2 separate regions of the Mus musculus genome follow, and region 1 is linked to region 2. The links are chromatin loops, found by intact Hi-C in ENCODE. Cell type or tissue: heart. All regions are shown on one strand. Links, peaks and the distances in the headings refer to the core of each region. The heading gives the core; the rest is flanking DNA. Region 1 holds the start of Ky (kyphoscoliosis peptidase). Region 2 has its middle 63 kb from the start of Ky.

Region 1 (15,402 bases), core at 2,941-10,940, 56 kb after region 2:
CTGAGGTTGGCTCAATAATGATCCATGGTCTACTTAAGAGAATGAAACAAAGCAAGGCTCAGCAGAGTCCAGCAAACATGTGCTGTCGCTGACCTACCCCACTGCACATAGTACTGGGACTGAGTCAAGACCTCTAAGGTGATGCTGCCCACCTGCCTGTGCAAGGGCAGAGAGAGCATCCCGCATCCCATCCCATTCTGGTGGTTGCAGACGAATGAAACAAATGATGGAGAAGCTGCCCACTCATTGAAGAACTCAATTCAGATCCCTCCTTGCTCTGGCTCCAGCCCAACCCTCACCTACTCAGGGACTTCACAGGTTGGGATGAGAAGGCTTGAAGGAAGGAAGGAAGGAGGGAGGGAGGGAGGGAGGACCAATCCTGGTGAGGGAGTGGGGTGTATCTACCGGTAGTTCTATCCCTCCCTTCCCACAGAGCCTTCTAGGAGCACGCTGTCCATGCAGGCTCCTGGCCTCAGCCCGACTAGAGTCAGATTCTAGAGCACAGCTTAGATGCTAGAACTGATTCTGCTGCCCATCAACACCTGACAACCACTGGCTGATTGCTGGTGCCTGCGGGTAGAGGCTGCCACGTGACATAGTCGCTTGGCGTGCTGAGGCAGAAGGGATGAGTTCGAGAGCATCCTTTCCACCAGGGGGCGTGCTGAGAGCAGGGCTACCCCAGCCCACCCCCACCACAGAATGCAGCCCACTCTTCACCTGTCTCAGAGGATTCTTGGCCTCTCTGCCCAAGTGACCTCTGCCTCTCATCTTAAGGATCTCTCTCCTATCTCCATCACTCTCTGTCTGCATGTCTCATTCTCTGATTCTGTCCCTTTATCTTTCTCTCCCTACTCCTATTTCAGGACCCCTGTCAGCTCTTTCTCCTTCTCACTCACTACCGCATCCCTCTCCCCTCCCTCTCCCTCTATCTTCTCTCCCTCTCTTCTTCCTCTCCCTCTCCCTCTCCCCTCTCTCTCCCTCTCTCCTTCATCCTCCCTCTCTCCTCTCTCCCTTCTCCTTTCCTCTTCTTCCTCCCCACTTCTCTCCCTCTCTGCTCTTCCTGAGCCTATCCATGGATCTGTCTTCCTGCTCTGTGTGTGTCTTTCTCCCTGTGTCTCTGAGTTTCCCTGTCCCTTCCCTGTCTCCTCCCTCCCTGGAGGCTTCCAGGCTGGTGACTGGGAACAGATGGCCATTAGGCTTTGGCCAGAGGCCCCTGTCATCACTGAGGCTCCTCCCTCGGTGGCAGCTTGTCAGAGACCACCTGGGGAGTGCAAACGGTCCTGCCACAAACAAGTCACTGTCACCAGTGATTCAGGGCCTGGCCCTGTCTAATCTCGGCCTGCCTTGGGTAACCCTGTGAGTGGCCAGCTCCCTGCCTTGCTTGCGCAATGGCTGCTGTAGGGGCCAGAAGCCAGGAGTGGGCTAAAGAAGGACAGTGGGAAGTTTTGTACCCAGTAGGCCTTGCCAGGCCCAGAGGAAGCACCTGGAGGCAACAATCATCTGTGACCCATGGCCACAGTAGTTGCGATGCCCTGGGCCTGTGTCCTATCACCAGCCTCCCATATCGGAACATAAGAGATGAAACCAGGCTGCTCAAATACCCCCAAGCCCCTGCCTGATTTCTCCTGGACCTGCATGGCGGAGCTAGAGTGGCCTTGTTTAGGTGCCCTGAGGGCAAGCCCTAAAGAACACTGCAGTATCCAGTGAGAAGCTGGTACCCTCACCCCGCCATGGCTCTAGCTGTGCCCCCACCACCTGAAGGGTCCTGAAGTTCAGGTAGCCTAGCTGCACCCATGTAGGTACACATATACACATATCACACACACATACATCACACACACACACACACACACACACACACATACATCACACACACACGCACATGTGAATTGCCATAAAGCAATACCTATCATACACCAGAACACTTGTTCTCTAAAACATAAACAGACAGGCAGGATCATCTCTAGAAAGGGCCCTGTTACAAATCCCTGACACACACTCCTGCACTCTAGTACACCTGAGATACCAAAGGGAGATGCTGCTGTGTGGCCTGCTTGCACCCCTGTTCTTCCCATATCCACACAGTAGATGCTCTGAGGGGAAGGTGAGCATCTGTGGCCGCACGCCTGCCATCCCCCTGCAGTCCTGCCCCAGGTTCAAGGACAGTCTGATGTCACCCATGCCCTATTCAATACAAGGCATATGCTCCTCTTCCTATCTCTCATCTATGTGGGCAGTGAGTAAGATGCTCCTGGTTTACCCAAGAAGGCTGAGGCTGCAACTAGCCTGGAAATGCAGATACTTCCACCTTGTCCTTCCTAGATGGTCTTGTAGGAATCCAAAGAAATCTTGTAGGATACAAAGCAAAAGCCCCTATCAGGAGCCCCCCTGATACAGAGGTGCAAAGGGGATAATTGAGAACCACTGGGCTGGCCCCACCTCGCAAGTGTGAGCTGCAGGAGGCCAAGTGGACCGATGTGCAGCCTCCAGGAGGAAGGCTTGGGTCCTGCAGCTGCCATGCACCCACACCCTACGAGCTGCCTGCCCTGCAGCAGCCAGAGGCAGTTGGGCCTGGGAGCTCTTCCCCAGGCCTGTCCTCCCCTGTCCCCACCCTAGTCACCCCCCTCCTAGTTGGAGGAAGGACAGGATGGCAGGATACAGTGGGTGCAACCCCGGCTCATGTTTCCCTCCTCTCTTCCTGGCAGGGATTACACGGTGAGCAAGGAGGACAGCTGAGCTGGCAGGTGGGTGGCCGGCCATGCTGAGGGGCGAGCTGGGGCGGAAGGACGCGACAGCTGAGGTAACTCGGGCCTTTCATTCCCCTTTCCTACATCTCCCCTCCTGGCTCCCCTGGGGAGCTTGTACATCAGGAATGAGTCTATCAGACCAAGAACCCACCCATGTGTAGGCACCTCTCTTGCTTTACCCTAATTCCGCTCAGAATGGGCAAAAGTAAAACACGTAGGTTTAAAGAATTGAACTCAGAGAATTGAAGATTTGTGGTTTGGGGATGGGTAGTAGCAGGCCTGGAGTGGGTGAGGTGTATCCAATTTAAAACCCACTCATTAGCATTGACACTCCTCCCTCTCCCAGCTTCCACCACAGCCCCAGTAGAACCGTCTCTACGGCTGTGAGAAGGCACCTGTCCGTACAAATGCAACTGCACCTTATCCCAGCCTTTACCCTGATATGGTCCCGAAGCCTGTAGTTTCTTGGGCTACCTACCTGACCATTTGGAAATACTTAGCTTCAGGACAGAGGATGTCAATCGTTGACCCTTAGATACTTATTTGAATGACTGGAGATAGTTTGGGGATCAAGCAATAAAAATTAGGTATGAACCTAGAAAATTCAGGAATCATGTGTCAGCAGAAAGCTATGACCTAGGCTCAGGTCTTGGTGGAGGCCTGAGTGACAGTCTCGTGCAAGGGAGGTAGGAGGAGGCCCTGCCCTTCTCCTTCCCACCCCACCCACAGGAGGACATCCACAGTCAGAAAAGCAAGGGTAGATATTGAAGCTGTTGTGTGGATGCCCCCAGATCTGACCCAACATCAGCTGGTATGTTCCAGGCAGCGACAGTCTAGCTGATCTCTGGGTCTGCTGCAACCACGAAGGGGTGTTCCAATGCCATGGCCAACATGGAACAATCAGGTACTGGACTCCAACAGCTATGCGTGCTCTCTAACCTCCTTCCCATATGGTGCTGCTTGAGCCGGTAGACTCCTTGGTTCCTCTCTATATCTACCCTGAGCAGTGCAGTCCAGAAGTTCCTGCCAGGTAGCATGTTTTCCATCTGCCCTAGATGTTTGTCTCAAACCCTCATTCTGGTGTCCTATATTAGCAAGCCTGTGCAACCCAGTACTGTTCTTCACACATCTGTGCACATTCCACAACGACTTCTCTGAGCCCTGCTCCATGAGCGAAATGTGTTAGCTACTTGAAACGTCTGTTGGAAAACATTCAAGACCAAGTAAAAGCACCTGGCACAGGGCGCCGCATAGAGCAAGCCCCAAAACATGTTTCTCCTTTTCTAGTCATAACGGCTATAACAAAATACCATTAACTGGGAAGCCTATATATTAGGGGGGAAAAATTCTCATAGTTCTAGAAACTGAGACGTCAAAGATCAGGATCTCAGAAAATTTACCATCTGGAAGGCCTACTTCCTGTGTTAGAGATGGCACTTTCTCCTTCTGTCCTTACACGCTCATCTGGGATAGTTTGCTAAGGATACTAATACCATTCATAACTGAATCATCTTCCAAAGACCCACCTGCCATCACTATCACACTGATGATTAGGATTTCAATATATGATTAGGAGTTGAAAGAACACAAATGCTCAGGCCATAACTGACACTCTTCTCAAACCTTCTTGCCTGCCTGCCTTCCATCCTTCCTTCCTGCCTGCCTGCCTTCCTTTCTTCCCCATCTCAATCCTTCCAGAGAGTCCTGAGCATCCTAATTAATCCCCCCTCATCCGCCTCTATTTCACTCCATCCAGATCCTCAGTGAGCCTCTGAGGCCCCAATAAGCTCTGTTGCCTTTCTAAGTGGAGCTGCACACAATTTTCTAGGTCAACTACAGAGAGGGACTCATTCATCTTTGTGTTCCCAGGCATCCAACGCAGACCTAGAACATAATGTCTGGTTCCAGATGGAATGAAGGGGTTGTGATTGGATGGGGATGGAGGACAGATGGACAGATGATGAATGTGTGGGTGAATGGATTGGGTTAGATAGAATGGATACAAGGATAGAACTGGCAGATGGGTTGAGGACCTGTGTCTACATAGAGATGTAGGGATGGGTACATTAACAGCTAAGTGAAATGGATAGATGCGAATATGTGGTACCCAAGTATTGAAGAGGAGGGATAGGAGGATGGAGAAACAGATGGCTGCAGTCACATGCCAAGTTGGCTTTGGGCCAAGACAAGAAGGCTTCAAGGAACTCTCTCTAATACTTTCACCTCAATCCTTGTCACATCCTGTTTGCCATTGCTGTCACAGCACAAACTTGGGGTGGTGGTGACTGACGGTGGTGGGTGGTGGGTGTGGATGCTGCCTCCATTTGCAGTTTTGCCCAAGACCTCACTTATTGGTCCCTGCCCCAGGCTCCATGTACCACAAAGCTCAGAGCACAGGCATGGGTGGAGAGCACACTTGCCCTTCCCCAGACACCTTCCCAGCCCTCAAAAGTTGCCCTGGAGACGGATAACTGAACGTACCAGTGGAGATGCTGCTGTCCTCAGGCTCAGCACCTAAGTCTGGACACCAGCCAACCAGACTTCTCCCCAGGGTGAGCTTGGATTCCAGCCACATGGAGGTTCAGCTAGGCTGACACTCCTATGAGAGGCCTCAGTAAATCCAGAGGTCCTTGAGAGCAGGCATGGTATCACCCTCCCTGCCCAATCCAGTCATGCAGTCTTTGACACAGAGTTGGCAGAGCAAATGTTTGCGGGCTAAAGAAAATGAGCAAGGCATCCTAGACACAGCCAGCTGTTGCTACGAGAAAGCAGTGGTACGTGCTCATCTGAGCTGAGAAGGTGCACACCAGCTCTGCCGCTTCCCAGGTGGGTGACCTTAACTGGTCCCTGGACCTCTTTGACCTAGCCTCTCTTCATCTGTAAACTCATAATAACGGGTGACACCACTCAGCCCTCGCCTGTGCTTGCTTGGACCACGCAGAAAACCTCTGATGTTGGTCTTTTGAAGGACCCTAGTCTGAACCAACAACAGTTCCTGCCCCCCACTCTTCTCCACCAGGGCAGGGCAGGCCTGTATAGAGGAGCTGGTGAGTTGCAGGCACTGAGCATACACCATTTCCAGGTTTCTGCAGCCAGGGCTATCTATAATCACCCTGACCCCAATCTTTCCATGTGAATTATGTAAAGAGAGTTCTCCAAAAAAAACAAGACCCATGAAAAGTCCCAGCCTGTGCTTTCCAGCCCTCATGTCATCTTTCCCAACTTGATAAGGACCATGGCTTATTAGTCATTCCTACCCAGCTCACCCTGTCCTGCGCCTGCACACGTGAGACTAAAAATACCCATGGCTCCTATTAGACACTCTGCCCTAGGGACACGCCAAGCCTGAGTCTGCAGTGACACCAAAAGCTGGCTCCTTCACAGCCCTCGGATCCAGGCCACTGGGCTCTTTTCCCCAGCAGCACCCTCCTGATGGGCCCCTGAGGGTCCATGGGATTGATCAAAAGGCTGCTGTGGGTTTGGTTGTAGCTCTGTGTCACTCTCCAAAGCCTCCTCCTCCGTCTGACTCATTTGCCTTGTAGACAGCTTCACCCCGCCCAGAAAATGGTTCTTTCTCAAAGAACTCTCATCTCTCTGAGTGCTTCCCTGGGCCCTACAGATATTCAATCCAAACCTCAGCCCCTGGAAAAGACACCCGTGCTTCTCACTGAAAACAGATGCGATAACAAGGGTGTTGGGTTCAACGGGAAAGTCAGACAGGCCTCCCCGAAAGCCTTGGGGTAGACTCAAACTTGTGTGCATTGTGTGTGGGGTGTGTGTGTGTGTGTGTGTGTGTGTGTGTGTGTGTTGTTTCATGTTGGTGAACGTGTTTACACGTGCATGTAGGTACACATGCATGTGTGTATGTATGACTGTAGAGGTCAGAGGTCAATGCCAGTTGACTTCCTCAGCTCTCATGTTTGTACAGCAAAAATCTTTACTGACTGGGTCATTTCCCTAGCCTCCTGAACCAATCTCTTCATCCTTCATTGTTTTCTATCAATAAAATGGACACAAAGCCATAGGTCCAACCTCTAGCTGTTGTGAGACAATCAGGATAAATCCATGGGAAGAAGAACACAGGCTCTGAGCTCTAACCCAGAACTGGCACTGAAGCGGGAACAAGGGGTGGGCAAGGTCTCTTACTCACAAGGAACATGCCAGGGACATGCCAGGGACATGTCAATGGGCCGGTGATGTATGCTTGGCAGGGCCGAAGAGGTGATCTCTCCTCAGGCTCTTATGTGCTACTGGATATCTCTCTTGGCATTGACCAAGCTATTTTGGAAATGGTGGTGAGAGACGAATTGATTTTCATCATCTCTATACCCAGGAAAAGGCCAAGACCGTCACAGAGCGGGACTCCTATAATCAAAGTACCTGAGGGCTGGACCAGAGTGCTTCCAACATTTACCTGTGAATGTATACGGCAAAACATGACTATACCAATCTCTGGAGAGAAAAAACAAAAACAAAAAACAAACCAAAAAAAAAAAAAAAACCCAGAAAGCTAATAAAGGGGTCACAAAAAGCTAGGCTGAAATGGAAAGCAGTGAATAGCAGGCTGGGGAGGCAAATGCCAGAAAGGCTGAGAATGGAGATTGTTAAAAAAAAAAACAAAAAAAAAACTCATGCTTTGGCTCTTGGCAGCAGCCAGGGTGGGGGTGTGTGAACAGGACTAAGCAACTCTCTGAATGAAGCTCTCCCCAAATCTGTGCTCCAGAATGTTCTGCCAGCAGCCAAGGAAGGTGTCTTTAGAGACGCTTGTCCTCACATAACCTTCCTCTCCTCTGGGCACTGAAGGTCTGCGAGAACGATGCAAAGGAAGGAGCAACTGCTCTGCGGGGCTCAGTGCTTTCTCCAGGCTAAAGCCAGAAGTGCCAGCTTGCTGCAAGCTCTCATTCTGCCCAATTTGGCTCAAACATTTATTGAGTGCCTCCTGTGTACATGGGGAAGGCAGAGGGCTGAGGAGCAAGGGAGGCAATGACCTGGTCCTCAAAGAGGACCAGGTCTGGAGAGGACGTTATCAGAGTTCACAATAGGATAAGGAAGATCATGTGTAGAAGGAAGAGTGTTTGTCCTTCTGGTTAGTGTTTAAATGTCTGTGCCATTACAGGAGAAAATAGAAAAGAAGACTGTGAGCCTTAAAAAGCCAACAGCACACACATGTAAAGTTGGGCAGGGGTTGGGGGAGGGGGCTGGCTCAGTTGGTAAACTACTAACCTTGCCACAGAGGTCCTAAGTTCAATCCTCAGGACCTTTGTAAAAAAGCTGAGCAAGGTGCTGACCTTTGTAATCCCTGAACTGAAGAGATAGGGATGGGGGGGGGGGGAGGTAAGAAAGAAAAGAAAAAAATTATCCTCTGACCTCCACATGCTTGCCCACAAGCAAGGGCACACACATGTACCTGCACATAAATACACATAATGTACAGAGAGAGAGAGAGAGAGAGAGAGAGAGAGAGAGAGAGAGTTCTCAGAGGTAATAAAAGTTCAACTAAAAATATGTTCCATGCATTAATTATTCTAATGCTAAGAGCTTATGTAATGACAGCATTCAGTCGGGGGTGACAGGTGACCAGGGGTGGACATACAAGGCTAGTGAGTTTGTAAGTGGACACAAACTTTTTTGGAAAGTCATTTGACATTGTATATATCTCAAGCCTTAAAATAGTCATAACCTTTTGAGTGAGTGATCCCACTTCCAGGAATCTATTCTAAGGAAATAACCAGCTAATGTGGCCAAAGATGTAGGCACACAAACATTTACTGTGGCATCACCCTGGGGAGAGGATACTATGAAACAAGCTAAACTCCTACCACTGGGCAAAGGGGAAGCAGGTGTAATCACTGATTTGCCCTTTAAATTAGTTTTGAGGAGGTTCACTGTGTGTTCCGAAAGAGGCAAAACCATGACACCAACCTGTACACGGTGCCACCCTACTGGCATAAGGGGCGCACACTCAACTATATGCAGCAACAATAGGAGAGGAAATGCTAGTGAACAGGACACTGAAAAGTGCTCACACCTAAATGACAGGGTTCGGGTGATACAGTTTCTCTCTTGCCTGGTCTTCTGAATTTTCAGTACTGGTCATGAGTTTGGCAGAACTCATGGACTTTCGTGTGCTGGAAGATCATCATGACCTCGCTCATCCAAAGAGGTCACATTGCTCTGAAGACTCGGTCTGGTCACCTTCCCTGTATCCCCTCGCTTCCTGTAGCCCTTCCCTAATGCATCCATGGAGGAAAATACGCTGTACCAGCAGGCTCCCTGCTAAAAGCTTTCTCTGTACAGACTGGTGCCTGATGCCTGTTTCTGTGGGGGAAGAGAGAACTTTGCCTCTTGGAAACCCTAGGGAAGAAAAAGGGTTCAAACTGGAAGCCCCAGAGAGCTCCTCTTTCTAAGGACAAACAGCAGTGTGAGGTAGGACACAGGAGAACACTCCTCTCCTGTGGGAATCTATAGCCAGGAGCAAGTTCCTCCCCAAACCCCCACTCCCACCCCTACTTCACCTCCAAAACAGCAGCCCCAGCTCATGGCCTAGAATTCAACAGACAGCTGACAAGTCCACCTTCAAGCAAAGGAGTGGAAGCGGTGAGCCTAACAGCTGGACGTGCCTTCGTGCCAAATTGGGAAGAGGAGGCTGATAACAAAGCAACAGTCATGCATTGTCTGTCTAGAGCGCTGTGGTTTGAGGAACACATTATTAAGTGATTTCATTGGTGTGTGACCATCTCACAGTGTATTTAACAAGCTGGAGCAAGCATAACAAGGCTTCAAAACATTTCCCTCATGTGACCTCTTTTCATCCCCCCAAAAAGTTGTATTCAATCACAGGTATATAAGTATGTAAAATAATACAAATGAAGCATTTACAGTCATTGCTATATCTATAGCTTTGGCTATTAATTGAGGATGAAGGTTAATTTGCATACTGATAACATGATTGCTATCTATTTCCACATAAAGAATTAAAGTGTGCCTGAGTATTGGATAGTCTATCTTCAATGGTTTTCTCCGAGTTGACCAGTGTTTGGATTTTATAATCATCAATCCTGAGATCATGGCTTCACTTAAACAGGAAGGACCAAATAACAGAAGAATATATAGGGTTATTGTGAAATTGTTGGAAAATTGACCCTAATCCCAAACCTAAATTCATCGAATCATTTTTTAAACAAAACCCAGGTCAGCAACTTGAGAAGCAATTTTTAAAATCAAATATCCTGACAAAATATACTGGAAGGGTAAAGTAATTTGCTACTTATATCCTGAGGGATAATAGTAGGAAAATAGCTTTAAAGTTTTTATTTTGCATTAATAAACTGTTATGTTTCTATATGTGCTGAAAATTCTGTATGTGCGGTGAAATGCCACAATTCATAATGTACAATTGTCTAACGCTATGACTATTGTCTTGAACCTGAGCCCATATCTAGGGCAGCAGTGGTGATGCCTCGTGAGTGATGTCATGCACAGTGCTAAGTGTGCGTGTTGTGTATTCGGAACCAAGGCTGCAGTGAAGTCCCACAATGCACTGAGCGTGAGCACCACCAGAAGTACTCAGACTAATTACGCATTGATTTTGAGTTAATCTTTGGTCATTGTTCATTTAGAAACTCTTGTTATTGCCAAGTTTTTTCTACAACTCACACATTTGTGGGCTCCCAGCCCAGTTAAGAAGCTTTGATGTAGCCTGCTACCTATTTCCTCTCTACGATATCAGTAAGTAGATATGCAAATACATGATAGATACCGAGGGGGACAAAGGTACGTGGGTACGGATATAGAGTAGTCTGTTGCCTCTGGGTCATGATAAACAAATAAACAGGAGGTTGGGTCAAACCCAAGAGGAAATGACACAATCAAAAAACACCATAATGGAGCAAAAATTTCTTGCTTTTTATAAAAGTATTTACATTAGCATATAAACTATAAGATAGCATTACGGCATTTTCAAAGTCAGATTTGTTTTATAGTGAGCATGTTTTTTATAAATACGAGTATAGTCTAACAAGAAAAGTATAGTGTAAATACAGGAATGCAGTGTGCATAGTCACTATTATCAAGTGTGTACTTTGCACAAATATACTGCTATGGTTGCTGGCAGGTAATAGGCTTGCCTTCAGCGCATCAGCAAAAACATGTGTGTGCTGTGTAGTGTCATGGTTGTTATAATGGAGACCATATCCCTAGGACAGAAGGAGTTTTCAGCCCCATCATAACCTTGTGAAACCTCCCTCGTACATGTGGTCCATCATTCTACGGAAACATTGCCTACACAATGCATGGTGAATTCTTACTGATTTGTGTCATTTAAATTCTGAAATTTCCAGTTCACTGTAAGTTAAATAATTAAGGATTTAGCCCAAAATGCAAGTAGTCTCTGTTTTGCCAGACCTAAGGCAAGGGTAGAGTACAGATTAATTAGTGAGGTCAGAATAAAATCTTTGAATCCCATTATTCAACATGGTATCAGGATGCAGGGGCTACCTCTTAGAAGAAAGTCTAAAAGCAGAAAGGTCAGGGGCGTTTGAAACTAAGAGATGGTTATGGCTGCAGCACAGGTGCACATGAGGCTAGTCCAGGGTGAACCTAGGCAGGGAACAGTTCTGCAGGCCACAGGAGCTGGGTCTTGGCACTAAGGACCATAAGGAGGATGAGCCCAAGTGCCTGGCAGCATCAGGACTCAGAGTCAAGGTGACCCGAGTTCAGCTTTCTCCAAAGCAAGACTCTCAGTGCAGTTCTGGAAACATGTGTTGACATCTAGATACAGTCGAGGTCATCGGGATTGGGAAGGAGGTAATATCGAATCTGATAGGGTGCTGCTAAGTATCCTACAACACATAGGATGGCTTCCTACAGCAAAGACATCTCCGGCTCCGATCTTCAGTCATAAGGATGGGAGGCAAGCACTTCTGCAGACACTTGGATTTCACACATGGACAGCAGGACCACACACACATATACACGCTATCTGCCTCTCTCTGACTGATATACTTCAGCTAACCATGCTTCCCAGAGATGGCTCTAGGAGGGGGCATTAAGCTGAGTCCTTAAGAATGATATTCTGTGGCATGACAGCAACGGTGGAAGGGACAGAAACATCTCTGTATGTTATATCACGGATGCTATCTGCCCTTATATCTGCCCTTAGCCTGCATCTGTCACCGTTCTTGTCTCTGGTACAAAATACCTGGCAGAGGCAGTCTAGAGAAAGAATGATTGATATCACCTCAGTTTCATGACCTGTTCCTGGGCACAGAGAGGGACCTCACCGAGAACTTGAGGTGGCTGAGGACATTAGGGTGGATCAGTCAGGGAGGGGAGGGGGGAACTGAAGAGAAGATTGGGGATTCTGAGCCTTTAGGCAGAGTGGCTACTCCACCTGCTCAAAGCCTGTCTCTAGTTGACCCCTCAAGCAGAGCACAGTACACAGAGGTAGGCATGGCTTCTGCCCATGGTGTGGAGAGTGTGGCAACTTTCTTACATCTCAGTGGCCAGCCAGGATGCGCAGCTAGTTCCAACCAGTGATCCAACTAGGCCCTGCTTCCTGAAGGTTCCACAGCTTCCTCAAACAGCATCAACTGTGTGTGTGGGGGTGGGGGGCAAGTCTCTTAACAATGGCCAGGTGGGGACATATCACATGCAAACCGTACCACTGTCTCTTGAAGGACTTAGGCCAGTGGTTCTCAGCCTTCCTAGTACGGTGACCCTTTAGTACAATTTCTTGTGTTGTGGTGACCCCCCAGCCATAAAATTACTTTTGTTGCTACTTCGTAAATGTAATTTTGCTACTGTTATGGACTGTAGTGTAAATATCTGATATGCAGGATATCTGATCTGATGTGTGGTTCCTGTGAAAGGGACCTTTGACTCCCCAACCCTAGGGGTCTAGACCTACAAGTTGAGAACCACTGACTTAGAACACACTGGGTGAAGGAGGTGAGTGCAGGTCCTCATGGTTGCCTAAACCACCTCCAGGACCCAGCAGGTTTGTATAATCCAGTCCTTTCTTTCTCAGCCTCTGTGTGTGTGTGTGTGTGTGTGTGTGTGTGTGTGTGTGTGTGTGTGTGTGTGTGTGTGTGTTGACACACATATAGTCAGGGAATAGGGCTCACTTTAGCAGAATGAAACCTATCTAGTCCACCATCTGTCTCCCCTGTCCATCAAGAGACTCAGCTGTCTAGCTACACCAGTTCAACATTGTTAGAAGCCGACAGACATCCAGTTAGAGAAGACACAGTGGCGACCCAATGCTGAGACAATGGAGAGAAATGGTCCAAGGTCACATGGCCAGCAAGTGGTGGCACTGCTGCTGGAACATAGCTTGTATCAGAGTGGCTGTTTCAAGGACAAGGTGGAGAGCTCTCAGGAGCCATGGACCAAGGTGGAGTCACAGAGCAAGCAAGGCCTCCTGCAGAGGTGGCATCTATTACCTGTGTCAACACAAATTAGGGAATTGTCTCCCACCTGGTTGAACCACAGTGCCAAAGGCTCCCAAGCAAAAGCCATGTAAACACTCCTTGGACCTACAGCCAAATGCCCTGTCGCTGTTGGCTGGGCAGAGCAGGCCTGGCTAAAAATAGAAGGGGCTCTCAGGTCCAGCTCCCTGACAGCAGCTGGCAGCTCCCAGTTCCTTTCTTTCTCTCTCTCTCTCTCTCTCTCTCTCTCTCTCTCTCTCTCTCTCTCTTTCTCTCTCTCTCTCTCTCTCTTCCCCTCAGGCAAGAGCTAGTCTTCCCGAAGGAATGGGGAATTTTAAGACCTCCATCTCAGGAAAAATAAGATTGTTAGCTTGATGCCCAGTACATATGACCCAGGGTCTGACACAGTCATCAATGACAGTTGGGGACTTCACCATAAAGCCTCAATCTACGAAAACTATCGACTTTCACAATCTACCCAAGGGAACAAAGAAGTCAAGGCTAAAGATGTGGCCAACATCTGCTCACTCTGCAATTCAACCTTCTTGCCTTTCTTTTCCAAAACTATACCAGTTCTGATTTGAGGTTTCAGGGTTGGCCAGTGACTTCTCTTAGGGGATAGATGGTGGCTATGAGGCAGCACTCAGCCCAGCCACAGAGAAAACTTTGCTGGAGCCCAATACCTGCACTTCCGTTGTACAGGGAGGAAGGGTCATAAACCCTGCAAAGTGCATCCTGGGTGCAGTTCAGGGCCGCGCCCGGGGATTTCCTTTCAAAGGTGACTTAGAGGCACTTCAGGAGGATAGCGCCCTCCCGGGCGGGTTCTAATGGTGAATTTGGCAGAGTCAGCGAAACTGCGCCCGGCGGACCTGGCGGCGGGGCAGCGCCCTCTCCCGCGCCCTCGCCCTCTCCCGCGCCAGGCAGCAGCGCGCACGGGGCCATTTGCAGCCTAGGCAGCCTCGCGAGCAGCCGCTGCGCGCGGGCCGGGAGGGAGGCGGCACCATGGAGCTGAAGAAGGACAGCAACGCTGTGGCCATCGACATGCTGCTCATCGTGCACTCCGAGAAGCGGCGCGCGGCGCAAGCCACGCACTTGGACCCGCAGGCGAACCCGGGCGCGCTGCTGCAAAACCGAGGAGGTAACACCCGCCTGGCCCGGGTCCTCAGAATCCCTGGGCACCTCGGCCACTAAGCCCCCGGGTCCTCTCGCCGGGGGGCGCCTAAGCAGCACCCCCCTCCCCAACGAGGCTAATCCGAACCTCTCCGAACCTCTCCCAGACCGCTGCTTGTGCCCTGGCGCCAGGGCACCTGCGTTCCTTGGCAACGCACAGCGCACTGGTTGCCCCAGGCCTGTTTTCTCCCGCTATTCTCTGAAGGGTGCAAAACACATAGAAAAATGCTCTTCAGAAAGAAACCAGGGCCTTAGGCTGATCACGTGTAGCAGAGGCCTAGTCCCCAGTCAGCATGCAACTCACCATAAGTTACCAGGGACCCCAAAGGGTCCCTGTACTGAGTCAGACTTTAAGATAACTTAGAGTCTCAGTTTCCCCTTTCGTAAGCCTCTCTTTTCGCCTCCAACAGATATAAGGACTGAATGGGTGAAGGGAACCTGGGCTGGGGTGGAGTAGTGTTTGAAGTCTCCTGACCGTACTTGAATTTAGCTTCAATTTTACTTCTTCTGCAGACTTTGGGAAAACGAAAACTGAGAAGTGATTGCTTATAGGGTGATTGCAGAAGGCAGAATCTGCCTCTATTCTACACACACACACACACACACACACACACACACAACTTGTATAGCGTATAAAGGGTGCCGAACGGACGCTCAGGAAATCACCGAAAAATGTAGGGGCCTCGTGGCGCTGGTCTTGGAGGGAGCCTCTGAAGCTGACTTGAGGGTCTAACTCTGCACCACTTCTTTAGCAGAGATGCCTGCCGGCTGCACAGAGAAAGATGACTGCTACCATCCCACTCTCCCTCCAGCTCCCACGTTTCTTGGGACCCCCTCCCGCTGCTCTATCTGCCCCCCACTCCCAGCTTCTGTGCGCATGATGCACCCACAGCCTGTCCACCTGCTGTGCGAGGGCAGCGGTTCTCTAGACAACCTTGATCCATCAGCCACATGCGCTGGAGCTATGATGCAGCCCCTGGGGAGCTGGAAGGGAGGCATTAAGGGAAAGAGAGACTGGAGAACTGAGAGTGTTCGCAGCAGTTAGAGTTTAGGACGGA
Region 2 (15,402 bases), core at 4,154-12,153:
GGTCAAAATGAGAGGAGGACGGAGCAGACATCAGTCCCAGGTCACATCAAGATGCATCATTCCTCAAAAGAAGGGAAAGAACAGAAGACAGAAATGTCTCCTCATGTGGTTATTCTGTTCTGCTACAGAGGAGGGCTGTGTGCTCCTGAGCTCCACCTGAAGGGTCAGTCTGCACCTAACAGTTTGTGCGAGCTTTATCCTTGCACAGGGAAGGGTGAGAGGAACTAGCAGTAGAGTAAACCTGAACGGGAAGAGAAGTCAGCACACTGAGGACACTTGAGGCCAAGAAGGACAGGCAGAAGTCACTTAAATCTGAGGTGTGCAGCTCTCTGGTCCCCAGGCCCTTGGGCCTTCCTGCTTGCCTTAGTTTGGTCAGCATGAGCTCCCAAGCAAACCTCTGCACATCTCCACCATGGCAGTCACATTGTGGACACGATCTGTACAGAAACAGAGGCCCACAGTAGGTCCTGGTATCCTGTAAGACGGTGAATTTGTTGTTTTGTTGCTGTGGTGGCGGTGTGAATAATGGAACTTGGACTAAAATGTTGAACTATAACCCCAAAAGAACACATCTAAGTACTGACTTCTACAAATGTGGCTTTATTTGGAAGTAGGGTCTCTGTAGATACAAGGTAAGTTTCTCAGGGCAAGGTCATCTTAGACTAAGGTGACCCCTAAATCTAAGTGGTTTTATAAGAGAAAGGAAAGAGTTAAATAGAGCAGCTGTGTCCACTGATTTAGTGTTTCCAGCCAAGGAGGAATGGCATGGGTTGTTAGAGAAACCAGAAGTAGGGAAAGTGAGGGGGCAGAGTTCCCCTCAGCATTTCTAGAAGGATCCAATTCTGCCATACTGATATCTGGGTCTTCACCTGCAGGCCTGTGTGAGAATAAATTTCTGTTGTTTCAAACCAAGTCTGTGGCACTTTGGTATAGCAGGCCCAGGAAACAAGACAGACTTAGAAATGGCTTCCCAGAGGTCTAGGGAGATGGCTACCCACTGAGGTCAGGCACCTGCTGCATAACCTGAGAGGCTGTAGGATGCATCTGTGAGCCCGACACTCCTACCGCGACGTGAGATAGCAAGCAGGGGCAGGAGAACCTGAGCCCCTTGGAGGCCAGCTCGCCTGGCACATGAAGTAGTGAACAAGAGACTTGTTTCAAACAAGGCAGGAAGAACCAACACCTGAAACTGTCCTCTGTCAGCTGATGCTGAGGTACATGTGTGCCTGTATTTATACACACATGCAAAGACATGTATACACACACACACACACACACACACACACACACACACATATACACACAAGTGCTCCCTCTTCTGGCCTCCTTGGGTACTGCCTGCTGGTGGTGCTTCAGGCATACCTGAAGGTAAAAACATACACACAAAATAAATAAATATTCTTCGACTCAAGTATCCCAGAGTTCAGCTCTAATCTCAGAACGCCATTGTTGCTTCCCGAACTACAGCGGAGCTCACAGCCCACCTGGGAACATCCCTTCTCTCTAGCCTCGTGGCTGAAGGACCTCTAAGCTCAAATTTACCCAATCTGTAAGGGGAGAGACTAAGACCTGTGAACATAAAATGCCTTGTCCTAAGTATTAAAACCAAAAACCAGTTGAGTATCTAAGACTATAGTTTATTTTTGACTTAAAGTTCTAGAAATATCCTCAGAGATCAAATAGTCTCCCTGAGTTCCTACTAAACCAACATTAGCTTACCTAAGGCCTCCATGACCACATCCAGTTTTTTTTTTTTTTTTTTTAAGATATGGTAGAAACAAATGCACTTTAAAAAGCTAGGAGACTTCTAGAAGGTTCTCTGAAATTCCTCCCACTCAGTCCTATTCACACTGATCTCATTTGCCGTGATTCCCTCCCCTTTCCTGGCCTGCCACACTAAAAACCCCACAGGCAATGGCAGCCATCCACCTGTGGCTAGAAAGAACTGCTGAGTGATCAGATATAGGTGGCAGCCGCCACGATCTAACCAGGTATCCACAAGCTGAAGAGAGGGAACATCAACCTTAAAGGTAAGCTGGGGCCAGGTGTGGTGGCGCACACCTTTAATCCCAGCACTCGGGAGGCAGAGGGGGGTGGATTTCTGAGTTCGAGGCCAGCCTGGTCTACAGAGTGAGTTCCAGGACAGCCAGGGCTACACAGAGAAACCCTGTCTCAAAAACAAACAAACAAACAAACAAACAAACAGGTAAAGTTGGGTCTTTTCAAGTCGCTGCAGTTCAGATCTCAAAGTAGACATGAACCCTGAGCTTCCTGCTGGTTATTTTGGTTTGACTTTGCTCTCCTAGGGCAGCCCATGTGCTTGCTGAAGCATCCTGGATACAGAGTTCTAAATGAAAAGGCAGACGCTGCAGGCGGGTTTTAGGAACTTGGACTCTGGATCTGATACCTAAGATGTTAAAGGCGAGATGAGCTTGTTCTATTGTGCTTCAGGGAGTCTGGCAAGCTTGGAGTTGTCTCTTCCACCTCAAGCTCTTAACCTCTGCCAGGCCCCGCCTCTCCAGCAAGGCCTGACCCTTCCATTCTGGGATCTGCACACTATTTGTAGAAGTTTCCAGAGCATGAGCAAGTCCATGCTTGCCCAGAGTCCAAATAAAGCCCCTGGGTGCCATGTGGGCTTGTTGGTTTACAGAGGACAGACACTGCTCTGTGTCTGAAGTGGACTCCTGCAAACAGCAGGCACAAGCTGGCCCTGGCTCCAGGAGAGAGAGTGTGTGTGTGCTGTCGCAGTGTCTTCTCACAGCCAACTTGGGGTTGGAACCATTCCTAGCCATACTTGGTCGCAGATTTAACTTCGATGCACATTAAAAAATGGGCTTCCATCATTTTCTTCCTCTTTCTTTCTTTCTTTCTTTCTTTCTTTCTTTCTTTCTTTCTTCCTTCCTTCCTTCCTTTCTTTCTTTCTTTCTTTCTTTCTTTCTTCCTTTCTTCCTTTCTTCCTTTCTTCCTTTCTTCCTCTCTTCCTTCCTTCCTTTCTTTCTTTCTCTCTCTCTCTCTCTCTTTCTTTCTTTCTTTCTTTCTTTCGTGTAGGGATTTTGTATGCCTTCCCTCTTCTTGCCTTTGTCTTCTGTCAAGTATAGAGCTCTACTGGATATGGGTATCCATATCTACTGGGGACTGGGAAAAGACATGAATAAGGTCCACATCTCCTGGAGCTTCGAGAAGGGAGAAGGATAGCAGACATTTCTAAATTCAAGAGATATAAGACATGGTCCGGTGGTGGTGGTGGTGGCGCACGCCTTTAATCCCAGAACTTGGGATGCAGAGGCAGGTAGATCTCTGAGTTCAAGGGCAGCCTGGTCTATAGGTTGAGTTCCAGCACAGCTAGGGCTACACAGAGAAACCCTGCCTCAAAAAAACAAAACAACAAAAAAGATACTACACACACACACACCATATTAATTAATCAAAATCTTCTAAGATATAAAAATCAGCCAGAGGTGGGAGAATATGCTGAGTTTGGAGAGGTGACAATGACCGCCTTCTAGGCCAGGGTGCAGAGGCTGAAGCACAGTTGTTGAGTGAGCACCACCAGAAGTCATGGGGGCGAAGAGAAATCAGCCCAGACAAGATAGAAAGTACTGTTTGAACAGGAGAGTAACTTTGACAACATTTACCTCTGTGTCCAGGAAGGAACTGAGGATTGAAGCAGGCCAGTGCTCCTGTTCCATCCACTAGGAATGAAAGGGTAAATTAGAGATGAACTGAGCTGAATAGAATGGCTCAGCAGTTAAGAGTCCCTGCTGCTCTTCTAGAGGACCCAGATTCGATTCCCGGAATGGAACCCCAGGTTGGCTCACAACTAACTACAACCCCAATTCCAAGGGCTCTGACACCCTCCTCTGGCCTCCACAGCAGGCAAGTGGTGCACAGATAGACGATCAAGCAAAACACCCATACACATAAAAATAAAACTTAGCGGTAAGGACAAGAATCATATTTTTCAAACAGAGATCTGTTGTCATGGTTTGACTCTGAAATGTCTCTCAGAGACTCCAGTCTGGGGTGTTTAGTCACCAGCCTGTGACACTATCTTGAAGATGAAGATTTAAGAGTCCTTTGACTTGGTTGACTTGGTTGGCCAAAGCAGCTCACCAGGGATAAGACTTTCAAGGTCATACCTGCGCCTGGTCCCGATTCTCCATTCCTGTCCACGCCATGTGACAAATCTCCACCACAGGCACTGTGCCTTCCCAGCTGTGTGGGATGGAAAGCTCTCTAAAACCATGAGCTTTACTAAGCATGCCCTCCTTTAAGTTGTTGTCAAGAATTTGGGTCACAGAAGCACAAGAGTATCGCATGTGTCATTGTAAGCAATGGCATCTCATGAGTAAACTAGCTGTCCAGGAAAGGAAGAACATCACCTGCGGAAGCTGGTCACTGCGCTTCTCCCCCACCCCCCTTGGGAGTTCTTGTCAATTCAGGACACAGGCTTGGTCCAGGCAGAGGGCACTGACTGGGGAAAGAGAGCAAGAAAACTCTTCAAGACCTCATGGGATTGGCTTCAGAAAAGAGAAACCAAGGAAGCCAGGATGATAATACTGGCTTGTCCCTAGGGGCAACTCTGGAAGCTGACCATTAGAACTGAAGGAAGACATCTCTCTCTTTGTCAGACAGAGGCTTGTGACAAACCCATGCTGGTGTTGCTCTGTACAGTTGACATATTTGGGACCATAACCAGGAGGAAAACAGAGATCTAAATCCAAATAAACAAGGATGTTCACCAGTTCATGTTGCTAACTTACAGGTGTCATTTTTAGACTCCTCTTCCCTACTTAATTGAGAGTGGTCACAAGGTAAGTTTGTATGAGGCTTGAAAAATGCATTTAGGCACCAGTTGCTGCATCAATCTATAGTGACCTCTGGCCTAACCAATGGTTACCAGCACAACAGGTTTCCATAGATGTCCTCTCCATACATGCAGAAGATCTAATTCCAGTAAATTTCCTTAGTCTTGATCAGGAGTTTTGTGGTTGCTTTGGCAGCAGCACATAGACTAAAATTGATCAAGAGTTCTGATGCCCTGGTCTGATCTTGTCTGACACAACAAATGTCAATAAGCTCCACATGGAAAGGGTCAGGCAAATGCACTGATTTCTTTGATTGTCAATTTGATAGGATCTAGAATGACCAAAGAGATGAACCTCAAGCTATACCTGTGAGGGTTTATCTAGATTTGTTTAGTCTCTGGGAATGCCTGTTGTTGGAGTCATCTTGATTAGGTAAACTGAAGTGGAAAAACCCTCTCTGATCATCTGAGACAGTCTTCTCTGGACATGGGTGCTGTGATGGGTTGTATACGCTCAGCCCAGGGGGTGGCACTATTAGAAGGTGTGGTTCTGTTGGGGTAGGTGTGTCACTGTGGATGTGGGCTTTAAGACCCTCATCCTAGCTTCCTGGAAGCCAGTCTTCTACTAGCAGCCTTCAGATGAAGATGTAAAACTCTCAGCTCCTCCTGTACCATGTCTGCCTGGATGCCACCATGTTCCTGCCTTGATGATAATGGACGGAATCTCTGAACCTGTAAGCCAGCCCAATTAAATGTTGTCTTTATAAGACTTACCTTGGTCATGGTGTATGCTCACAGCAGTAAAACCCTAACTAAGACGGGTGCTGAGATGCATAAAAAGTAGAGCTGAGCTCTAGCATCATTCTCTGCTTCCCGTTTGTGGCTACAATGTAACCAACCAGCTGCCTCCTGCTCCTGCCACAGGTACCTCCCCTCCCTGCTATCAGTGGAAGCTATGGACCAAAATGAAACCTTCCTCTATTAGGTTCCTTCTGTCAGGATACTTTTTAAATACTTAAGAAAAATTTTAATTACACTTGTTTATTGTGTGCATGTACATATGTGTTCATGCACGGGCTTCCCATAGCATTCCCAGAGGTCAGAGGCAAAGCCACGGGAGTTAGCTCTCTCCTACCCTGGGAGTCCCAGGAGTTGAACTCAGGTCAGAAGCTCCCTCTGAACCATCCTCTTGGCCTCAGAGTACTTTATCACAGGGACAGGAAAAGACAATAATTCATTTAGGCTTAATAAATGAACAAAGAAAATAGAATATTATAAAGTAGCTTAACAAAAGATAGAATGAATTCCCACAGGAATTTTGCACTAAATTTAAAATACAATATTAGTTGAATATACTTTTTTTGTGAGGCAAGTTTACTTGGGAGAAAAAGCATTTGGGAACAAGACACTTTGAGTAATATGGATTCAGTTAGTATTTACTACTGAGAAATTGATTATGAATATTCATTTGTCAAAACCATTCTTAACTGTGAGCCATACAAAAAGCAGGCAATGGGCTTATTTGAGCTGCCGTGGATGCCTGAGGGATTAAGATGATCACAGCTGAGGAAAGAGAACCATCTGAGACTCCTAAGCAAAAAAACCTCAGGAAGGTTCTGTCTAATGAACAAGGACAAACTAAAAGTGAATGGAGCCTCACTAGAACTCCAACTCGTCAGAGATTCCGCCTCAGGTGGATTAAGTGGCATCTTTTTTACTATCTAATGTCTCCCCAGGCTAGCTTTTCCTTGCACAGGAAAAGAAGCAAGAGACCCCCAAGCTCCCAAGCTCTTGAAGCCTGCTGAATGTCTTGTCTGTGACTGATCCTGAAAGCCCAGGCGAAGGCTTTCAACAACCTGACAGGAAGTCACTAGTTTCCAGCTCATAGGAAGTTCTTATATTTAGTTCATCTTCATTTGAGCAGTCAATCAGTCCACCTTAAAGACCAACAGGGACCTATGGGCAGAGGTGGGTTTGGGCAAGAGAATTCCCATTCTCAGGGGAGGGTCTATGTGATGGTCATTTGTTCAGCAGCCTAGACCCACTTACATGTGCCAGACACTATACTAGGCCCAAGAACACCTCAATAAACAAGACAGGCAAGGAGCTGGGGACAGAGTGACAGCCCTCTAAAATAGCTCAGATATGTCTGCGGGTTTAGACATAGCAAACACACATAAAAGAAAACATCCTTTTGAAGGAAGAACTGTGATGACATCAAAGCAAGACAGCATGACAGAAGCTAGAGATCTGCACTGTCACAGAGACGTCTGGAGCTGGTAACATTTAAACCAAGACCTTGGTAAGAAGGAGGAAGCCGTGCAGAAGCTGGAGATGGTATTTCAGGCAGAGGGAAGAGCTGGGCAAATATCCCAATCAGGGAACAAATTTAGCAGAAGGCTAGTGTGTCTGGAGCAGTGGGTGCTGGGAGGTTGTTAGACAACTGGTGGGCAGGGTGGGCAGAAGCCGGATCATGCAGTTTCTCCATTACACTATTCACTCGCTCCTGTCTTTAGTGTCAGACTCTCTCCCCCCAGTTTGGGGAGAAGGCTCGGCAAGAGAAGAATCATTCCTATCCTTTGGCAATGGACCAGTCCTCCTCCCTCTGAGTCCAGGGCTCTGGCTGGGGAGGTGGCTCAGTTGGCCAAGTGCCTGCCACACAAGCTTGAGAATCTGAATTTGGATCCCTAGCACCACGTGAGGGTGCGGTGCGGTGGCACACATCTGAGCTCTCGTGCTCCGAGGAAGGCCTGCAGATCCTTAGAGCTCAGAGGCCAGCTGGTCTCAAGCATGGTGAACTCTGGATTTTGTGAACAACCCAATCTGTCGAAGTAAGGTGGAGAGGGATCAAGACAAAATCTCCATGTGGGCTTCTGATCTACACACACACACACACACACACACACACACTAAAATAACTCAAAGTTCCATATCATAGTAGGAAACTTGCACCCTTTCCTCCTGTTGTCTGGCAGTCTCCCATCACCCAGAGCCCCAGGCTCACTAGCCTTCTGCCTTCTGCTAAGCTTGTTCACTACTTGGGGTAATTGGTCAGCTCTTCCCTCTGCCTGAAATGTTCTGCATCCAGACTTTGATTGGAGATTTTAACTAGAAAGAAACCCCCTCTGCTTCCTGCTACCTTTAACCTTGATTTCCTGACTTCTGTCTTAGGTCGTATTCTGTTGCTGGGAAGAGACACTGTGAGCACAGCAACTCTTATAAAAGGAAACATTTAACTGGGGCTTTCAGAGATTTAGTTCATTATTATCATGGCGGGAAGCATGGCCACATGCAGGCAGGTGTGGTGCCGGAGAAAGAGCTGAGAGTTCTACATCTAGATCCACAGGCAACAGGAAGTGGCAGTGACACACTGGCCAAGCTTGAGCTTCCAAGAACTCAAAATCCACTCCTAGTGACACACCTCCTCCAATGAGGCTACACTTACTCCAACAAGGCCACGCCTCCTAATAATGTCATTCTCTATGGGCCTATGGGGGCCACTTTTTTTAAACCATCACACCATCCATACTGTGGACATTCATGAATCCTACTCATTCTTCTTCCAGCCTTTGCCAAACTTCCAAATTACCAGAGACTTTACTAAAAGACTCAGTCCAAAATTATTGGGACCATTCTAAATTCCTCTTATTCTCTTGCACTATTCTTGGGAACCTTGAGGGGATTCTCTGGGGTCTACCTTGTATACATATTCAGTGTCCAAGCACTTTTCACCAACTCCACTGCTGTCGCTATCCTCAGAGCCATTGTCATCTCATGCCTGTGTTACTACCAATTCTGTTTATCCCCTGGTCACCAATAATCTGTTGGCTACATGAAGAGATAGCTCAGCTGATCACAACAGCCTCCATCCGTCCTCTGCTCATTAGTCCTTTGAGGTCACCACTTGGTGGAAATTCCAAGTTCGAACAAGAATTTACAAGACCTTGAGGCGCATGCTTCCAGAGACTTCTCTTCCAATTCCATCTCCAGAGTTGTAACCTCTCTAATACCAGTGCACTGCACTGGAGCCAGTGCACTGCACTGGAGCCTTCACATGACTGACTTCCTTCCTTGCAAACTGCTGTCCTTCCATATAGCTCACAGCTCTTTCTCCATCCTTTAGCGCAGTGGTTCTCAACCTGTGGCTCATGCATGACTCTGCTGGCGGTCAAAAGACCCTTTCACAGAGGCTGCCTAAGACTATTGAAAGGCGCAGACATTTACATCAGGATTCGTGATGGTCGCAATACTATAGGTATGAAGTAGCAACAAACATAATTAGGGGACTACCACAACATGAGAAACTGTATTAAAGGGCCATAGCATTAGGAAGGTTGAGAACCACTTCTTTATAGAGGGTCTCTGCTCATAGACCACCTCCCATTGAAGCTTTCCCTGTTTACATATTGGGTGATGTAAACTGCCTTACCTCCTGACACTCTGCATCTTCCTTAACCCGTCCTACTTTTCATCTTTCATAAAATTATCAGTTTCTAACATGTTTTATAACTCACCACATGCTAGGACATTGTTTACCATATGACCACCCAACAAGAAGGATGGCACCTTCATGAAAGTTGGCATTTTGTGTACTTGATTCTCTTTACGTCAAATACCTAAAGAAATATTCAGCACATAGTCGAATTAATATCTTCGTGTAGACAGTTTTAGATCTTTGGCATTTTTTTTTCAAAGTATATGCCACGGATGTTTCCTGGCTGGTAAACTACTATCTTGGCAAGCACAAAACTCTAGGTTCAATGCCAGGGCCACTTTAGGAAGGGTAAGGATGGTACTGTGCATCTTCAGTCACAGTAATACGACAGGATTGTCTTCTCTGTCGGGTCAGGTTTGTCTCACCACTCCAGAGAAATGAAGCAGACGGGCACCTGAAGGGTGAGTGCAGCAGGGAGTCTATTTGCATGGAAGGGATTGCTGTAAGCTCTTGGTAGCCTTGGATGAAAACCAAGAGGGTACAAGGGCAAAGGTGACGATTCTAAGTTCTCCTGGCCATGAGATTCCCACCAAGTTCTCCTGGTCCATTCATGAAGAGCAGCAGTAACTCACCTTCTAAAGAGTCCACCCTCAAAGGGATGAAAACAGAGTCTTCCAAGGGTCTCTCCAAAGTCTTCCATGGAAAAGCAGGCCAATCAACGGATAATTTGTCGTCTTCCTCCAAAGAGCACATCTCCCACTCATGACTAGGCTCTCCTAGTAGATTTTCTATCTGCTGGTGTCAAGTCTACTTCTAAACATCAGGAGCATCCAAGAAAGAGTGATGCTCAGGCTGACAGCCAAAGGAGCCAGAGAAAAGGCTGTGTCCAGTGTTTTGTATAGACTGAGGCAAACTCTGATTGTCTGTGTACGCAAATGAAGTGAAGATTAAGGACCAAGCAGTAGATAAATGGAAAGTCTGCTCAAATGTGGGCAGATTCTCAATTAGACCCACTGCTCTAGCTATCTTACCTTCTTTTGCTATTTCAACAGAAGCTGGAAAAATGAACAAGAAGAGTGGGTAACCCCCCACATTTTTAGCATTTTGTTCCTAGCTGCAGGTACCAACTGTCATCCCATGCCAGGCTTTCTCCAGTTCCTATCAACACCACCACTGCTGCCCCACTTCAGGAAAAAGTCCTAAATACCATCAGGACAGGGGGGACAACCACTCTGATTTATTCATGCTGAAAGAGGTGTCATAAAGAGGCAGAAGTCAGTTTCTTCAGAGGCTCATTAAGGGGTCCCTGACAGAAAAGTCAGGGGATGGGTGGACGGCTTCTATACATCATTCCATCCGTGTGACATTCTAGAGTCTGAGTAATTCTAGGTGAGAAGAAAGAAGTTTGTTAATAATTTCAGTCAACAATGCTCAAATAGCAGGCCCCAGTAGAGCATTTGTAAAGACCCTGTGAAGGAAAGCAACCAGGATTCCCAAGGCCACATTTTTAGACCAAGAGCCCTATGTGTCTGCTAGTTGTGGGTGGATTTGAAAAAACATTCTTGGTTGGTATCTCTAACTATTCTTGATTAGCAGGTATACAAACAACATTCCTTCTCTAGAAAGAGGCGTAGTCTCTGCCACATCTTTTAGCAATTAGAAGATCAACTCCCCTTCAATTCTGGAAGGTCATGGCTGCCAAATAATCTATCTGGCCCTGGAGTGCAACAATATGTTGTGCAATCTTGTCCAGGCTATCAGAAAGACCCTTCAGCCACATTCTAATACTGGGAAAGAGAGGTAATAAATCCTCCCACACTCCAGTGGGGACTCCCAATGCCAAGCAAGAGAAATGACTCATACAGCCTCCTTTGCCCTGATGTCTGCTGATGAAGGAGTCGTCAGAGGTTGACTACTGGGAGCTGTGTGAAGTTTACAGGATAGGTAAATGAGTACTTTGGTAGAAAGCAGTTCCACATAAAAAGAAAATGATCTTAACCATGAACAGGGCAAATATATTATTGTCATTTTCCCTGGTCAATTTTGCCCTGTCAGTGATATTCAGTAGGTGGGGACAGGAAGACCGGGAGTTCAAAGCTATATTACAGAGACAAAAATAACCAAGGAAGATCATCATGGATAAGATGCAACAAAGGAGATATAGAAAGTAGATAGACAAGGGGAAGGTATACTGGCAGACCAGCCAAAAGTGAACAATGCAGCTCTAAAGAGAGAGGACCCAGGAAGGAAGCCAGATTCCACTGCAGAACCTGGAGCCATAACAGGAGAAGACTGTAAATGAGGGGACAGGGCACAGTGAGGTAGAAGGAGTGACAGAGAGATAGAGATGTAAAGATGTCCATGTCCTTCCTGGCCCACACCTGTTGTACAATTTTCCTTAGAAGATTTAAACAAATAAATGGTCACCCCAGATAAGACACCAGTGGCAGACCAAAGAAATGATTCTACCTAAAACCAGCTTAACACCCCCCTCCCCACCCCACCCCATGATTATACTGTGGTAAGTGACAGGGACATGAGCCAGGGCTCAGTTACAGGAACACAGATGAATTCAAAGACAGGTGCTTCACCAGAAGGCCCACCAAGCATAGAGGAGACCACTCACAGTATCAGCATTCCTGGACAACTTACAGGAAGCTAGACTGCCCCTCCCCTGTCCCCGCTGTTGTTACCTCTTCTCTAACCTTGAAGAAGAGCCTTGTGAGTCATAAAACACACCCTCGTGAGTTTTACTTCCCAAGTCTTAAACCTCCCTCCAGGAAGGATGTTTTCAGTTCTGAGCCCCTCCCGTGCCACACCAGCAAGCAACTGACCCAGAACTGGCAGCTTAATCCGACTTTAGCATGACTGTATTGAAGAGATGTTCGAGGGAGACATCTGGGTGGTGTGGCATGGTGACAAGAGAATACATCTCGCCCCGTGGCTTCAATTCAGGAGAAAATAACTAAGAACCTAAAAATCAAATGTTAGCAGGGTAAGTAAGGATGGTGGGAATTGCCGAAGTGCTGAAAGTGTTCTCCTCCGGGAAGTGTGAATTGCGACTGAGGAGAGATGGGACGGGAGCCTGCTGTTTTCATTATAAGCTGTAGAGAACCATTTGTCTTTTTAAACTATGTCCATGTGTCCCTTTTATAAAAAAATAAAAATTGAATCTCTGGCTGCTGTGTGGATAATAGGTTGGAGACGGGCAAGAATGGTACCAGGGCAGCCCATTGAGTGGTCCAGGGGACAGAGGAACAGTAGTAGAGAGGAACGGATGTGTTTGCAAAGTTTTGGAGACAGATTCAACATGACTTCCTGAAGGGTTGTACACAGGCAGGGGGACAAAAAGGAGAAAAAAAATTTTTTTGAGGCAGATTGCTGGAGCAGCCTGGTAAATGTAGAAGAAGGTAGGACGAGGAAAACTACCCACCAGTGCCTGGAATCTAGGGAGATTCTTGTTCTTGATGTCACATGAGTGCAGGGAGGGCACCTGCAAGTGAGGGCTATTATAAGTTAGGCCATCCTTTTACCCACAGCACTGGGCGTTGGCTCTCTATCTATGGTGTCCTTGACAGCTCCTGGCCTCCTTTTGCCAGCCTTAATCTGGCAGATTCGTGTGTCCTTTCCTGGGATAGATATTAGTAGGGTAAAAAGAGACATCATGGGTAGGACTAGAAGGGGAGGTGTTTTCTATTAGAAAAGTCACAGTTGAATCATCTATTGGTGGGTCACAGGAAGCCACCAGTCTTGGAGATTGGCAGCTCATGGATACAGTTAAAATGGAGGTCAGAGACACGCTCACAGCTCTCAAGCATAGATCTCTGATGCCTAGAGCCACAGCTGGAGATGGGCTTGCTGTGAGAGAATGGTTATAGAGAGGACGGGAGGTGCTGGATCAGACACATTCTGACATTGGATGGTTAGGAGAAACCTGCAAGGAAGGCAGACTGTAGGGAGACAGACGGGGAGGAAGAGAGAAGGGAGGCTAGAACAGTAAGGGCAAGCGGGGGGGGGGGGGGTCTTCAGAAGCTGTGATGAAAGCATTCACAGGCAGGATACTGCCCTGAGTCATTCCCACCACTCAGCCCAGAAAGTGTGCAGTCGATAGAAGTATGTTTGAGTTTCCATCCTGCCCACACTTGTCTGCTCATGGCTTCCATGTCTCGCTGTCCTCTCTACCTGCCTCACTGTCAATCCTGTCCCATTCCACCCTCCATGATAGACCACTTCCTGTTTCTGGAGGAAGTTGTCCTTTTCCCAGAGACCTCACAGTCTAGCCCATCGACCCCTTGCTGTCTTCCTAGGTTGAATTTTAGTGATCCTTTCAGCAGCTTTTTATCAAGAACCTGATAAGCCAGGAGCAGATTCTGGGCATGATGGGTACAAATGTGATTAAGACAGATGTCGGCTTTTAGAAAGGCTCCACATGCCTTTGGGATCCTTCCTGTTTTGAGCCCATTAGATAGGTCAGGTCACATGCCCACATCTGATTTCCTGTCCTATCCTAGTGGTTAGAGCCCCAGGCAAGTCTGCTCAACCTGAGTGTGGAGGAAGTGAAAATCTTAACACTCCCTCATGGGCCACTAGAACCCTACCTTAGGAAATGGCATACCAGGGATGGCTGAACAAAAGCCAGCTAGAACATGGTACTATGATGCCTAAGATGACGCATAAAAAAGGAAACGTTTGTCCAATGTTGGAATACAGAGGATGTCCAGCAACCAAAATAAAGACGTGAGGAATGTGTCTGTGGGAGATGCTGAGGCAGCAGAGGGTCAAGATCACCCACCTGAGACCAGGTACAGATGAGGACAACCAGAGATGTGCTACTGTTGCCCCTGAGACTTGGTCAACCCAGGCAGACTCAATGTACCTCCTTTCCCCTGCACTTACAGTCTGATCCCACTCAGGATCCACCCTGGAGCTGTCCCAGCACCCCATTTTTCCACAGCCTGTGGCCTTGTTAGAGATTTGGAGTCGAGAGCTCCAGCTAGCGGCAGCTGCAGAAGGCCCAGCCAAAGGTCACATCCTTGGCCTCCTGAATCCATCTCCACGGAAACTGGCCTTGGATGTGGGAGATGCCATACACTCAAAGGCAGCCTTGGCTTTCACTCAAATCTTCCTCCCTTCACTGAGATGCCTGAGAAGCAAAAGGAATGTACCTCCCTCTTACTCAGTCTTACTCTCTGAGGGCGGGGCTACATAGTGCTTACCCCTCCCAGTCCTGGAAAACTTTCTGGACTCAGCTGCAGACACCCATATCCAGCTATCCCAAAGGTTGAGAGTTCATCCCAAAGACCCATTGATCTCAGAGTGGAGGTGGCAAGAGCCCTAACATTACCTCTACCTCAAGCTAACTTTGTATTTGACGGCCTTAACATGTTAACTTCTAATCTGACTTCCATAAGCTCATCTCAGGGCACGGGGACACAAGTACACAGCTTTATGGCTTTAAAACAAATCCTGCTAGGGCTGCTGAAGATGAGGACTCTGGGAAGTATGTCATCCTTGCTATGACATGTCAGACTGGTGGGGCATCTACCCATGTGCTCACAATTCCAGCACACAGCCTGTGCAGGACAGTGCACCCATGCAGACAATGCCCTGTGTCTGGACAACTGTGCACACCAACACTGCCTACATCAGCTCTGTAGCCCCACCCACCAGCCCTCAGGTACTCCCATCTCAAGCCTGCGCTTCTCTCAAGCATTTCAATAGCTAGTTCATTGTAGGATTCTATTAATGCTTTGTAAAAACAATGAAGATATGAGAAGAAAAATCAAGTCACTCACAGTGTATTAGAGAGCTCATAAGCTCAACCCAGGAGCATGAATGTGGGGTTCTATAAGCCACTATTAAAAGAAGCAAACGGGAGTCCTTAAACTGAGGCTCATTAGACTTAAGTTCAGGAGGGTGTGTGTGTGTGTGTGTGTGTGTGTGTGTGTGTGTGTACATATGTGTGTGCATGTGTAAGCATTGTGCCCATGCGTGCATGTGTATGCTTATGTAGACATGTATGTATTGTGTGTATGTATACATACGTATGAATTATAAAACAAAATAAATTACATAGCATAAACGTCAGAAAATGCATTTCCAAAGCAGGTATCCAATAACTATGTGGTGTGATTAGCGTTCTAGGATATGCCTCTTTCCC

What was found. A loop is a pair of places that touch in the nucleus more often than their neighbours do. Peaks named below come from ENCODE experiments on the same cell type or tissue, not always from the same donor. Only the 100,000 strongest peaks of a DNase experiment are listed, where the experiment ranks them.
Region 1: a loop joins it to region 2, with 2.2 times the contacts of the local background. A loop is called at or near these places in 2 of 42 quality-filtered maps.

What each region holds. Positions count from the first base shown.
Region 1 is chr9:102,491,967-102,507,368 of GRCm38, forward strand. It overlaps Ky (kyphoscoliosis peptidase), which reads left to right and starts at 14,172. Exons shown (of 11, transcript NM_024291.3): 1 at 14,172-14,312. The coding sequence starts at 14,177. In heart, for the core only: no CTCF peak of the experiment used is centred there; DNase peaks (open chromatin) are centred at 5,365, 6,045, 6,965 and 7,535; H3K27ac peaks cover 424 bases; H3K27me3 peaks cover 650 bases.
Region 2 is chr9:102,435,248-102,450,649 of GRCm38, forward strand. No RefSeq gene overlaps it. Among named protein-coding and RNA genes, the nearest start is that of Ky, 63 kb to the right of the region's middle. In heart, for the core only: no CTCF peak of the experiment used is centred there; a DNase peak (open chromatin) is centred at 7,474.